Linked DNA regions of Homo sapiens: regions 1 and 2 are each linked to region 3. The links are chromatin contacts, found by Hi-C or POLR2A ChIA-PET in ENCODE. All regions are on one chromosome and are shown on one strand. Each heading gives the region's core, a stretch centred on a gene start or an enhancer-like site at or near the end of the contact. The rest is flanking DNA. Distances are from core to core; before and after follow the strand shown.

The links. Hi-C counts contacts between places; a loop is a spot of excess contacts on that map. ChIA-PET counts read pairs that join two places held with the same protein, here RNA polymerase II (POLR2A). Pooled maps may share reads with other maps.
Region 1: a map of PC-9 shows a loop between it and region 3 (16-fold over the local background). The contact joins two enhancer-like sites. A Hi-C loop is called at or near these places in 7 of 168 maps with a recorded cell type or tissue (CD4-positive, alpha-beta T cell, CD8-positive, alpha-beta T cell, K562 and 2 more), 2 of 37 single-sample maps with no recorded cell type and 10 of 50 pooled maps. POLR2A ChIA-PET finds 5 or more read pairs at or near these places in 1 of 52 experiments (K562).
Region 2: a map of CD4-positive, alpha-beta memory T cell shows a loop between it and region 3 (18-fold over the local background). The contact joins two enhancer-like sites. A Hi-C loop is called at or near these places in 2 of 168 maps with a recorded cell type or tissue (CD4-positive, alpha-beta memory T cell and naive thymus-derived CD4-positive, alpha-beta T cell) and 8 of 50 pooled maps. POLR2A ChIA-PET finds 5 or more read pairs at or near these places in 1 of 52 experiments (naive thymus-derived CD8-positive, alpha-beta T cell).

What each region holds. Positions count from the first base shown.
Region 1 is chr7:140,324,384-140,328,783 of GRCh38, reverse strand. No RefSeq gene overlaps it. Among named protein-coding and RNA genes, the nearest start is that of SLC37A3, 72 kb to the left of the region's middle. Within about 2 kb of position 1,907, at least 5 of the 41 ENCODE cell types and tissues checked have a DNase peak (open chromatin) inside an H3K27ac peak, as active enhancers do.
Region 2 is chr7:140,302,902-140,307,123 of GRCh38, reverse strand. All of the region lies in intron 1 of LOC124901758 (a long non-coding RNA gene), which reads left to right. Among named protein-coding and RNA genes, the nearest start is that of SLC37A3, 94 kb to the left of the region's middle. Within about 2 kb of position 2,648, at least 3 of the 41 ENCODE cell types and tissues checked have a DNase peak (open chromatin) inside an H3K27ac peak, as active enhancers do.
Region 3 is chr7:139,643,788-139,647,976 of GRCh38, reverse strand. The region is part of intron 2 of HIPK2 (homeodomain interacting protein kinase 2); the gene reads left to right. Among named protein-coding and RNA genes, the nearest start is that of CLEC2L, 120 kb to the right of the region's middle. Within about 2 kb of position 1,271, at least 6 of the 41 ENCODE cell types and tissues checked have a DNase peak (open chromatin) inside an H3K27ac peak, as active enhancers do.

The sequences.
Region 1 (4,400 bases), core at 658-3,157, 680 kb before region 3:
TCAAATCATCTGAATAACAGAACTAGGACTAAATTAAAACCCAGTTTTTAAAATTTAACTTCAGTGGCTTTTTTTTTTCTGCCATGCAGCCTCTCCTTAAATTGACTCTTCCCCTAGGCTTACTTCTACTTCCAGGGTGTAAATTGGGTAGCCAGTTCTCATCTTTCTCTAGGGCCAGAGTCCCAAGGGTGAGCAGAATTGTCAGACCTGCACCTTTGTGTGGAAACCACCTGTGTCCCGTTCCTGCTGTTGGGCTGTGGCCCCACAGGGATGTCCAGGCCAGCCTGGCTGACTGGCCTTGCCCTGGGGTCTTAGCCTCTCTCTAGGGGGCCTTCTGTACTAGATTTACCTTTTTATTTTTTTTGAGATGGAGTTTTGCTCTTGTCGCCCAGGCTGGAGTGCAGTGGTGCGATCTCAGCTCACTGCAACCTCCACCTCCTGAGTTCAAGCGATTCTCCTGCCTCAGCCTCCCGTGTAGCTGGGAGGTGCCTGCCACCATGCCTAGCTAATTTTGTATTTTTAGTAGAGATGGGGTTTCACCATGTTGCCCAGGCTGGTCTTGAACTCCTGACCTCAGGTGATCCACCCACCTTGGCCTCCCAAAGTGTTGGGATTACAAGTGTGAGCCTCCGCACCCGGCCTAGGTTTGCCTTTCTAAACAGCACCTCTTTACTCTTTTTCCCTCATCTTCTGTTTGAGTCTAAGAGTTGCACCATCCACTTGATAAACTGCTGCCTTGGTGTTTCTCCCCCAATTCTGTGTCTGCACAGTCAGCGGAGGTGTGACTGTTTCACGTGCCCGGCTGACCCAGGTCTGCCTTGGGTCCCTGCTCGGGCACCCCTCTTTCTAACAAATGTTGAATTAACCTTGAATGAGATTGTTGCTTCTAAAATGCCATTGGTCAGCTTTTTACTGCTTGTTCTTGCCCTCTGTTTAAGGAATTTTTTTTTCTTTTTGTCCTTTCAGGAATTAAATAAAAAGTAGCAAAATTGTTTGAAACTGTTTTCAATCCCCTTTATCACTGTGGCACAGGAAGCTGTCATCTCAGAAATTCATTGGCAGAGAAACACAGATAAAAGGGCTACCCTGTTGGACAGGAATGTTCTTTTGGATTTAATGGGATAATTGTATTTAGGTAAAACCTTTCATCTGAGGACTTCAAAGGCCTTTACCTTGTTTAGTAGTTATTATCACACCCTACAGAGTGACATTAGGGTACCACACTCCTAGATATTTTTTGTGTGTGTGCATTTGTTTATTTATTTAGCATTTTGCTTGTTTTCTTAGGCTCACCATGGAAAGCCTCAGGAACCTAACAGCACTGCAGTTGATTTCCATTAAAAAATAGTACCTAACAAATAGCAGACGTAACTGGCCTCTGTGTCCTAGAATGACGAATGAAGATGTTAATAGGGTTATAAAATAAAGAGCAACCATTCTGGAGCCAGGAAGGCGGGGCTGCGAGGGGCAACAGTCGTGACCAAAGTACTGGTGGCAGAGAGCGCTCCTTCCCCACACGCCCCAGTGGGTTTTACTTTTATTGGTTCTACTCAGGTTCCGAAAAGAGATTATTCTGTGAACAAGCTCTTGGAGAGAGTGTAGAGCCTCATAATCCTCCTTAACAGATTTTTTTTTTTTTTGAGACAGAATCTCGCTCCGTTGCCCAGGCTGGGGTGCAGTGGTGCAATCTCAGCTCAGTGCAGCCTCTGCCTCCTGGGTTCAAGCGATTCTTGTGCCTCAGCCTCCAGAGTAGCTGGGATTACAGGCATCTGCCACCATGCCCGGCTAACTTTTGTATTTTTAGTAGAAAACAGGGTTTCACCATGTTGCCCAGGCTGGTCTCAAACTCCTGACCGCAGGTGATCCACCTGCCTAAGCCTCCCAAAGTGCTGAGATTATAGGCGTGAACCACGGCGCCTGACCAACAGATCTTTTGAGAAGCAAGCCTGTGTCATGACCTGAGGGAGGATCCCTAACTTCCTGCCCCCACCCTCCCAGCCCCAGGCTCTGCAATCCGTGAGAGGCCATTGGCACAGCCTCTGGATAAAGGGGTTGGATTGGTGGTGAAGGGAAGAAGCTTTCAGAGAAATCTTGGCAAGAGTGGCCATGGGGTGCCCAGTGCTGTCCCCTTTGCTGTCCCCTTCCACACGCATCTGGTCTTGGCACAGCCATGTCACTGTCTACCAGCTTCTTTAATGCTTCAGGGTCGTGGTGGTTGTGAGAGAGAAGGAGATTTTTATACCGTTGGTTATGTTTTCCTTCCCAAAGAAGCAGTTCTTGGCCTGTGAAAACCCTTTCCCCGTGGCGGACCATTCATACCTCTTGGCTCAGCAGGGGGAGACAAAGTCCCAGACACTGCCTGCTGCACTTGTTTGAAGGAAAGTGCTGCACGCTCTTTATTTCAGTCTCACTTTATATCCGTTTGTTTAGATGTCCTCCTGGCTAGTTATTCTCTCTCTGTTTCCCCTCTGTGTAAGTCCTCGGTTCCCTCCCCTGGCCTCCTATTTCCGCTGGTAACCTCCCAGTCCCTTATACTGGAAGATGCAGAGGACCTGGAGATCGTCCACTGAGACAGTTCAGCCTCAAAATCCCTGACTCAGCCTGTGCTAAAGTCTCAGAAGACGTGGGTCCTTAACTTCACTCGAAATCTCACTCCCTTAAATTAGCTTCTGTCCACCTTTTTCTTCAGTCTTTATGTCTCCAGACCTCTGAATTGAGTCAGTGGAGGGAGGAGAGACCTTCAGTCACCCCCTTCACCTCTCACAGCTGTCATCCCTCTACTACCAATGTTGAACAGATTCTCCGAATGGACAGTCCACCTATGGAAAACCACATTATTTTCCAGCAACTCTTCCTTCCATCATCTGGAATCCAGCTTTGAACTGAGTTTAGAGCTCAGTCGGCTTCCTCCCTCTCTCGTGTGTGAATTCCTTTGTGTTGTCTCTACCAGCTGGCCACTAACCTGTCCGCGGAAACTGTCCCCTTTCAAGGACCAGAGCATGCTCTCCCGGGGAAGCCATTCCATTGTTGGAGAGCTCCCATGGTTAGAACGGTCTTTATCCTATTCACTGGGGATCTCATGATTTCTTCCATTGGTTCTAGGAAAAAGCAACACAAATGTATATTTTCTCTTGAGATACGTGTGTGTGTGTGTATGTATATTTATGTGTGTGTATATATATATAAAATATATAAAATATACAGTTTTTTCCTTATTTACATTGAAGGGCTAACTCAATATATTTGAAGACAACTTCCGTCTTTCCCTTTGAAAAGCTTTTTAGGGCCAGGCGCGGTGGCTCATGCCTGTAATCCCAGCACTTTGGGAGGCTGAGGCGGGTGGATTGCTTGAGGTCAGGAGTTTGAGACCAGCCTGACCAACATGGCAAAACCCCGTCTCTACTAAAAATGCAAAAATTAGCTGGGCGTGGTGGCGGGCGCCTGTAATCCCAGCTATTTGGGAGGCTGAGGCAGATGAATTGCTTGAACCTGGGAGGTGGAGGAGGAGGTTGCAGGGAGCCGAGATCACGCCACTCCACTCCAGCCTGGGTGACAGAGCGAGACTCTCTCTCTCAAAAAAAAAAAAAAAAAAAGCTTTTTCAAAATGTGATTGAAACACTTCCCCCACTATTGCTTTCTGATCAAACTGGGAGGTCCCAGTTCTTCCCTTTTGAAATTGTTGAGTACCTTCTCATTCTTTGAACGCTACTGATCTTTCCCAACTTGATTTCCTCTTTCCTCCTAATCCTCAATCCCAAGAAACTCTCTAGGCAAAATTCTTTCATTTTCTGTGTTTCAGAGATTCTTGTTCATACTCAACCTTGTCTTCACCAGTCTACAAAACTCTAGAAAGGTCTACATTCTAATCGTTAAAAAAAAAAAAAAAAAAACAAAAAAACAAAAAACTCCTAGTACAGTGCCTGGTAAACAGGAGGTAGAACATTACTTAATGTTTAATTTTCTCTGTTCTTGCTCTAGTGCTTCCTTAGAAAGTTCACTTTTTAATATTTCTTAAAATCTACAAATGACTACCAAATATTTAGCCCTAGCCCCAATTTGTTACTCATTTTCCAGTCTTAGGTTCCCTGGAGATCACTAGGATATCCCAATTTAATATAGCTAGTTTTCTCCAGTCCCTGCAAACCTGCCGCCTAGTGTATCGTATAGGAAATAGTATAACTTTCCTAGTGGTCTTTGTTCAGTAAGCTGCTTGAAATGATTTTGAGGAACCTTAGGAATCGAGCCATGTCTGGATTCTCATTCATGGAGTCGTTCTGATTCCTGGACCACGGGCCCTCAACTGGGCCATGATTCTCACGCTTTCTGGTTTCTCCTTAACTATCGGGGCAGCCCAGTCTTTCAATTCCCCCAGGCTCTCAGCCGCAAGGATCATTTTTGGC
Region 2 (4,222 bases), core at 1,399-3,898, 660 kb before region 3:
CTACCCCTAATGTCCAGCCAGAACCCGCCCCTAGCCCACAATACAGCCAGGCGCACTTTTTTTTTTTAAGCTATCCATTTAAAAAAAAAGATTTTCCAAGGCGAGCACATTATTTCCTTTGTTAGTTTGGATCAGAGTCTGATATCCCTAACAAGTCAAAGTTGTTCTTTTTAGCCCTTCCGACAATTTGAGTCTGTTCCTTTGAAGTTGTGCTCTCGGTGGAGATGGAAAAGAGACTCACCTTTCAGCGTATGGAAACTCTGTTCCATTCCTGTGAACTGTTAATGCGCACATTTAAATCATTGCTACTTTCTTCTCTGGTGTTAGTTTCTGACCTCTTGGTTATTTTCTGTTTTCCATTGGACTTTTCGGTTGCTCCCTGTTTCTTTTTAAAAGTAGCACCTCAGTCTGTTCACACTAGAAAATGTTTGGCTTATTTTGCATGTCCCTTTTCTCAAAGGATAAAGGGAACAACCGTTCCTACGAATTGCTGACATCTCTGTGGAGGCCAGCTGCTAAGTGAAGGAAAGCGTGGCCGTGACTTGCAGGAGATCAGAGGCCCCCAGGCTCCTTCAGGCCAACCGACATCCAGATGAGGGCTTCTTGCTTCTTTTAGATCCATGCTCTGAACCCAGATGATGGTCTTGGATGGCTGCTGTAGTCAGGACTCTAGCCAACCTAACCCATGTGCCTTATGTTAACTTACAGTATTAAGCAAACATTTGCTTGTTAATCTACAATCTTTTTTTTGTTGTTGAGATGGAGTCTCACTCTGTCACCCAGGCTGGAGTGCAGTGGCATCATCTCGGCCCACTGCAGCCTCTGCTTTGTGGGTTCAACCAATTCTCCTGCCTCAGCCCCCTGAGTGGCTGGGACTACAGGCACCTGCCACCATGCCCGACTAATTTTTGCATTTTTAGTAGAGACGGGGTTTCACCATGTTGGCCAGGCTGATCTCAAACTCCTGACCTCAAGTGGTCTGCCTGCCTCAGCCTCCCAAAGTGCCAGGATTACAGGTATAAGCCACTGTGCTTGGCCTAATCTGCAATCATTATTCCAAGTTCTTGCCACTACCCTTAAGCAGGTTCTATGTGAGTGGTCCTCCTGATCTGCAGTGGACTGCTGCTTTAACTTGGCTGAATAACAACTATTATACCACACCCTTGTGTCCTGCAATGCAGTTTAGACACATGAGAAAATAGTACGAACCTCAGCCCAGTTCAGTGGCTCATGCCTGTAGTCTCAACACTTTGGGAGACCAAGGTGGGAGGATCACTTGAGCCCAGGAGTTCGAGACCAGCCTGGCCAACATAATGAGACTCTATCTCTACTAAAAAAATAAAAAAAATAAAAAAATAATTGACCAGGCATGGTGGTGCATACCTGTGGTCCTAGCTACTCGGGAGGGAGGATAGGAGGTCCAGGCTGCAGTGAGCTGTGATCATGTCACTGCACTCCAGCCTGGGTGACAGAGCAAGACTCTGTCTCAAAAAGAAAAAAGAAAAAAAGCCGGGCATGGTGGCTCATGCTTGTAATCCCAGCACTTTGGGAGGCCAAGACAGGTGGGATCACCTGAGATCAGGAGTTCAAGACCAGCCTGGCCAACATGGTGAGACCCTGTCTCTACTAAAAATACAAAAATTAGCTGGGCATAGTGGTGGATGGCTGTAATCCCAGCTACTTGGGAGGCTGAGGCAGGAAGATTGCTTGAATCCGGGAGGCGGAGGTTGCGGTGAGCTGAGATTGCGCCATTGCACTCCAGCCTTGGTGACAGAGCGAGACTCCGTCACACACACACACACACACACACACACACACACACACACACACACACAAAAGAGGATATAGAACCAGCCCTGTAGATTTTGTGCCAGCTCTCAGGGGACTTCCTGCACCACTTGGACTATCATTCTTCCAGATCAGGTGTCCCCAGGGATCGTCTGCAGTGGTTACAAACAACACTTCACAAAATGTTAATAGCCACGAATCTATTTTAATGTGTATTAGAAAAAAATATGGCTGGGCATGGTGGCTCATACCTGTAATCTCAGCACTTTGGGAGGGCGAAGTGGGCAGATCACTTGAGCCCAGGAGTTCAAGACCAGCCTAGGTGACATGGCAAAATTCTGGCTCTACAAAAACACAAAAATTAGCCAGGTGTAGTGGCATACGCCTGTAGTCCCAGCTACTTGGGAGGCTGAGGTGGGAGGATGGCTTGAGCCTGGGGGGCAGAGGTTGCCATGAGCTGAGATAGTGCCACTGCACTCCAGCTTGGGCAACAGAGTGACACCCTGTCTCAAAAAGAAAAATTATAACATGCACATAAAACCTGAGACATGCATTTCTTTTCAAAAGTCATCAAAGTTAAAAAGTGAGTCCTATTTAGAGACTATTAACCAAGTAACTCTAGGAGGCAGTGTGTGACTACGGAGAACACCCTGAAGGCCTAAAACCCCTTATGGGGAGGCTCTGAAGGCCACCCCAAGCCCTTTCATTTTTCACTCCTCCATCTTCATTACTCCTTCTCTCTCCAAGTTCTTCATCTTCTGGGCCTGTTTCTCCTTCCCTTCCTCCCTCTAAGCTTCTCTGGTGGTGCCCTGGGTTTTAACAGGGAGAAGGAAAGAGGCTCACATTTAGTGATCATGAATTACTTGCTAGAAGGTCACAGATGTAAGGCAGATACTGTCTACTAGTGGGGCTTTGGGTGATTTCTCTGGAGTACTTTTTGAATTTGCATGTGTGAGTCACCTGAAGATCTGGTTAAAGTGCAGATTCTAGCCCAGATGGTCTGGAGTGGGGCTGAGATGTTTTCATTTCTAGCAATCTCCAAATGATGCTGCGGTGGTTGGTTCGTGGGCCACACTTGGAGTCACAAAGGTTGATCATGGAGCTCTATTTCTTTTTTCCTTTTTTCCTTTTTTTTTTTTTTTTTTTTTGAGATGCACTCTTGCTCTGTCGCCCAGGCTAGAGTGCAGTGGCGCAATCTCAGCTCACTGCAACCTCCCCGCCTCCCGAGTTCAAGAGATTCTCCTGTCTCAGCCTCCTGAGTAGCTGGGACTACAGGCGCATGCCACCACGCTCAGCTAATTTTTTGTAATTTTAGTAGAGGCGGGGTTTCACCATATTGGTCAGGCTGGTCTCGAACTCCTGACCTCAGGTGATCCACCCACGTCGGCCTCCCAAAGTGCTGAGATTACAGGCGTGAGGCACTGCGCTAGGCCATGGAGCTCTATTTCTTTAGAGAACTAAGAACAGAGAAATACATATTTTAGGAAGAGGATGAGTTCTGAAACCACCTCTATCATCTGCAGTGAAGCCAATTATTAAGAACACTTAAGAGTCTAGCATGTTTTGCTCTCTGGAAGAAATATAAGATGGTTCCTTTATACTGACCAAGGCAGTTTGTAATGAAAACTGTTGGCTCAACTTGTTGCTAGGGTACCGCTGGGGAACTGGCACACAGAAAATCTGTAACCTAATGTGATTGTGTGGGAACTAATGAGCTCTGAACATGACAGGCAGGGAGGGTTCTGCTTCCCTCCTTTGCTCAGGTGATGGGCTAACACCCATGTCCAATTAGGCAAACCTGGCATGTGTAGCCATTCGGGGCTGCTGCAGAGCTGTTTCTCTGGGTAGAGAAAATTGGATTGTTGAATTGTTCCAAATATATTGGTATGCTCCCGTCTCCCATCCATTTGGTTATGATAACCAGACCTGCAGACACGTTCTGAGGGTTAGAATAGCTCCAGCATTTAGAAAACAAGCCAGCCAAATACAAAAGGACCCAGATTGAGGTTATATGAAAATTGATGGACGTGATTCAGGACCTTGCTATTTTAAATGAAATGACCTTCACCTGAAGAGATCAGAGGGCGACGCTATTAAGAGGTGTTGCACTTTTACAGTATTCTTTCTGTTAGGGCAGAAAAACTTATGGAAGGAAAAAGGCAAAGTGAATCACCTTTTCTTAAGATTCAGCTGGAACCAGACACTTAGCAAAAGTGATGCTCTGCAGCTGACACAAGTAGCCACATGATTGTGGAATGATAGTGCTCCAAAATGTTCTTGGGGGCTGGATGTGGGGGCTCACACCTGTAATCCCAGCACTTTGGGAGGCCAAGGCAGGCACATCACTCGAGGTCAGGAGTTCGAGACCAGCCTGGCCAACATGGGGAAACTCCGTCTCTACTAAAAATACAAAAATTAGTCAGGTGTGGTGGCA
Region 3 (4,189 bases), core at 22-2,521:
TCTTGGGGGAATCCAGGACAAGCCTAAATACAACCATACAAAGACCTACTTACACAGCTGACACTACAGAGACAGGCCTGCCAGGCAGGCCCTCGCTGATTTCCAGTGATGCCACAAAACTTTTCTTCCTTGGCAAAAAAGAAACTAAGCTGTTCATACCAATGATCACTGTCATTCTTTCAAACATCTCACAGGTTTTTTTATGGGTTTAATTGCTTATGGGTTTTTTTTAATTGAATTTTCAAAATCTCCCTAGCTGCCTCCTCCCTATCTCCACTTATTCTCTCTTCTTCTTCAGGTAGGTAAATAGTATCTCCTTTATCACCTGCTTTTCACCCACTATTCCTCAGCATATATATAGATATCTAGATAGATAGATATAGATAGATGATAGATAGATACAAACTCCCTATGTCAAGCTTCTCCTATTAAAAAGTGGAGCTTTATAGGTTTCTATTCACATTTCACCATTGAAATCCTTATTATCAGAGAAGAACTAAAAGAGCCACTTATTTCCTTAAAAGTAAATAAACAGTAAGAAATCCCAGTTTTCACTTCTTCTTCACACAATCAGCTACTCAGTTCAGCAAACATCTGTGTATTGGGTATTTACTGTTCTTAGCACAGTGCTTGGCGGTAGGAAAGAAGATAATGAAACCACAGCTTCTTCCAGCTCATGAGTGTGAACAATGACACCCAATGTCTGCAGACACCGACCCTCTCACCCCAGTAGACAAGGCTGTACGCTGGGTGCTGTGAGGTGTACAGAGATCAGTCATGCACAGGCCATGGCCTCGGGATGCTTCCAGTCTAGGAGCTGATTATAGATGATTCTTATTTAAAAAAAAAAAAAAAAACTATCAGTGCAAGGATGAGTGAAAGAGCTGAATTGGCAGTAGAGACATAGTTAGCGTTGTAGGAATAGAGCACAGGAGGGAGCCTCAGTCAGCAGGGAGTGCTAGAGCAGGTAAGGTTTGAGTAGAAAGCTTCAAAGGCTTTCCATGAGAGCCAGGCCAGACATGCTTTCCACAGGGCCACTGACAGAGGTGCGGAGGGGAAGCCTGGGTGTGCTCAGGGAGAGTCTGGGACCACCAAGAGTCTCAGGTGCTGCCTCACCGCCCCTCACTCTTTCTTCTCTGACTTCCCTCAAGAGTCCCTCCCTCCCTTCCTCCTGCCTTCCTTTCTTCCCTTCTCCACCCAAAGCCCCAGCTGATGTGTGACAGCTCCCTGATTCCATAAGCTGGTTAGCTCAGTTGGCTGGAGTAGTGTTTGGGGCTCACGAGAACAAAATGAGCATTCTCATCTCTTTTGCTGAATGTTGCTCCGTTCCAAAGGCACTGTAGGAGAGTCCCTGTTCTTGGACTACAAAGAGGCCCCATTGTTAGGATAAGAAAACTGGTTAATGAGAAGATGGAGCAGTGGTATCCTCATCTGAAAACTTTCTTTTCTTTCTTTCCTTTTTTTTTTTTTTTTTTTTAAGACAAGGTCTTACTCTGTCACCCAGGCTGGAGTGCAGTGGCGTGATCACAGCTCACTGCAGCCTCGACTTCCCAGGCTTATGCCATCCTCTTACCTCAGCCTCCTGAGTAGCTGGGACTACAGGTGTGTACAACCACTCCTGGCTAATTTTTTAAAAAATTTTTTGTAGGGACGGAGTCTTACTATGTTGCCCAGGCTACTCTTGAACTCCTGGCCTCAAGTGATCCTCCCGCCTTGGCTTCCCAAAGTGCTGGCAGTGCATGGGTGAGCCACCGCACCAGCCTTAAGGGAACCGTTTGTTCCCTTACCCAGTGGGTCGCGTCCCTCTGTCTCCATGGAAGTTGAAGGTTCAGGTGGCTTTCCGAGCCTGTGTCTGTTGCACTTCAGCGCCCCCTAGTGGGAGGTGTAAAGAGCCAGCTTAGTATTTCCTCTGTGACCCAAACACAAGAAGGCAAACTTTGGTTTGGTTTGGTTTGGTTTGTTCTTTTTCAGCTCCTTTAAGAAAAGTTGAGTGTTGGAAGGTTTCCCCTGAGTAAGCTGCCCTTGGCTGGAGACCTGGAGTTTATGCCCATTTTGTTTGGCAAGATCTTCTTGTTCCTAACTCCTGCTGGAATAACCAACCAGTCACCGTGAGAGCTCGCTCTTGTCCGGACCACAGCAGGTCCTAACCAGGAGTGCTGTGAGCAGACGGGCCATGGCCACATTTACTCTGTGGATGCTCCCTGCTCTAAAATTGGGTAAAAAACATACCCTCAGTGAGTCCTGTTTTGCTGGTTTGATGGCGTGCACGTCTCCAGAGAGCAAGGCCAGCCTCATCCACCTGGCTCCCCTCACCGCACTCACACCTGCCTGCTTAGAGTCAGGCCGCATCCTGTACTTACAGGATCAGAGCCTACTCCATCGGCCAGGAGTAGTGGCTTTATTTGGAAAGTTGCTTAGGTAGGGTATTAGTGGGTTTCGGCCCTGCTTTCTCAGTAGTTTTCCACCTAACACACAGTGCAGTGGGGGAGACCTCCTCAGACGATACCTGTTTTATTGGAATATCCCTTAGGCTGCAATGGAAATTCACTCTCTAACTTGTGTTTGACATTTTTACTGAGTGGGTTCCTTTTCATAGCTCAAGTTTCTGGCTTCTGTTCTCTTAATTGGTATGTCTCCGGCTGGTGACACTGAATGTATCTCCCTTTCAAAGAAGGAGCAAGTTTCTGTCTTTTATCCCAGACTGTCAGCCATAAAGACTGACTGTGACTTAGCTCCACAAGCCACATGATCAGATGGTGCTGTAAGGAAAGAAAATACCCCAAAGATGAGCCTTGTCTATGGCACAGTCACTCATCTGAGAGTTGGGGATTCGGGGCTTCTCCAGTGGAGGCACTGGGAACCTTGGAAAGGAAAGCATCGTGTTTCTTCTGCCTGTTGTTGGTTCATTCATTCATCCAGCAAACACTTATTGAGGCCTCACCATGAACCAGTCGAAGCTAAATGTTGAAGCAATGAGAAGTTTTGCATTTAAATCAGTAAAGTTGCACATAAGTGATGTTACTTTCTTAGTATGCATCCATCTAGAGTAGAGGGTGAACCTTGAATTAATGTGTTAGTGTGGAAGAGACCAGCCTTTTCCCCAGCCTCACATCTCATGATCACTATAAGTGGGTAACATCACCAGGCTGAATAAAGTGAAGACGCCACATCTGCAGTTGATCCACAGGAATTGAAATTCCAAATCCCTTGCCAGTGCAGAGAAAAGAAGAGTGGTCCCAGAAAGCTGAAAAGTGACAGCAGGTGACAGTGGGACTTGGGTTAGGCCTTCCCAGAATCAGCAGGCTTCCCAACACAGCTCTAAATGCCCAGTTTCAACCCTCGGCTTCAGTCAACAGACTAACAATGAATCGGAAGAAAAACAGTCAACAAAAGGATCCATGATGAGGACCATCATAAAAGAATGGCTGAGGCCTGGCTCCTTTCTCAGCCACTGTGTTGGGATTCCCAGCCTCTGGCCTTTGCGCTCACCTGGGCAGGAGCCTCATCTGAGCACAGTGGCAGAGCACAGCGAGGCATGGGGGCTGCCACACCGATGTGCACCCATACCCAGGCTTGAGTGTGCAGGCTGCATGTCACCTCCCACACATGGTGACTTCAGAGCCCCTTTGAGGAGGAGGGACAGCGGATGGGAGGAAATACCACAGGGCTTTTGTGATGTTGACAGTGCTCTGTTTCTTCACCTGGCTGGTAGTGACACTGGTCTTTGTTTTCCAATAAGTTGTTAAGGTATACGTTTTTGTTGTATACTTCTTTGTATATATATTCTCTTTCATAATTAAAAAAAAAGATAAAAACATTTAAAAAGAGCCTGGAGCAGTATACATATGAAAAGATTACATAGATAGGCACCTGCAGAGACACATGGTTCCATTTCTCTGGCTGATAGGTGCTTCTGCAAACATTTGTTGAGCACATTCTTTGACAAAAGTCACCAAGCATAAAGCGTGGCCTGGTGACACTGTAGTCTGGTAGAGTGCTGGGAGGTCAGAACAGGCTTTCTCCAGCAACGCAGAGCTTCATGGTATAGCACCAGAGACCAGATTGGGGGATATTGGGCCACCCAGGCCAGGGATGGGTAAAGCAGGCACAGCACGTGTCAGGAGTATAAGGATCTCAGGAATTACAGGGCAGCGTGAGTATCTTTGAAATACTTATCATGGAGTCCAAA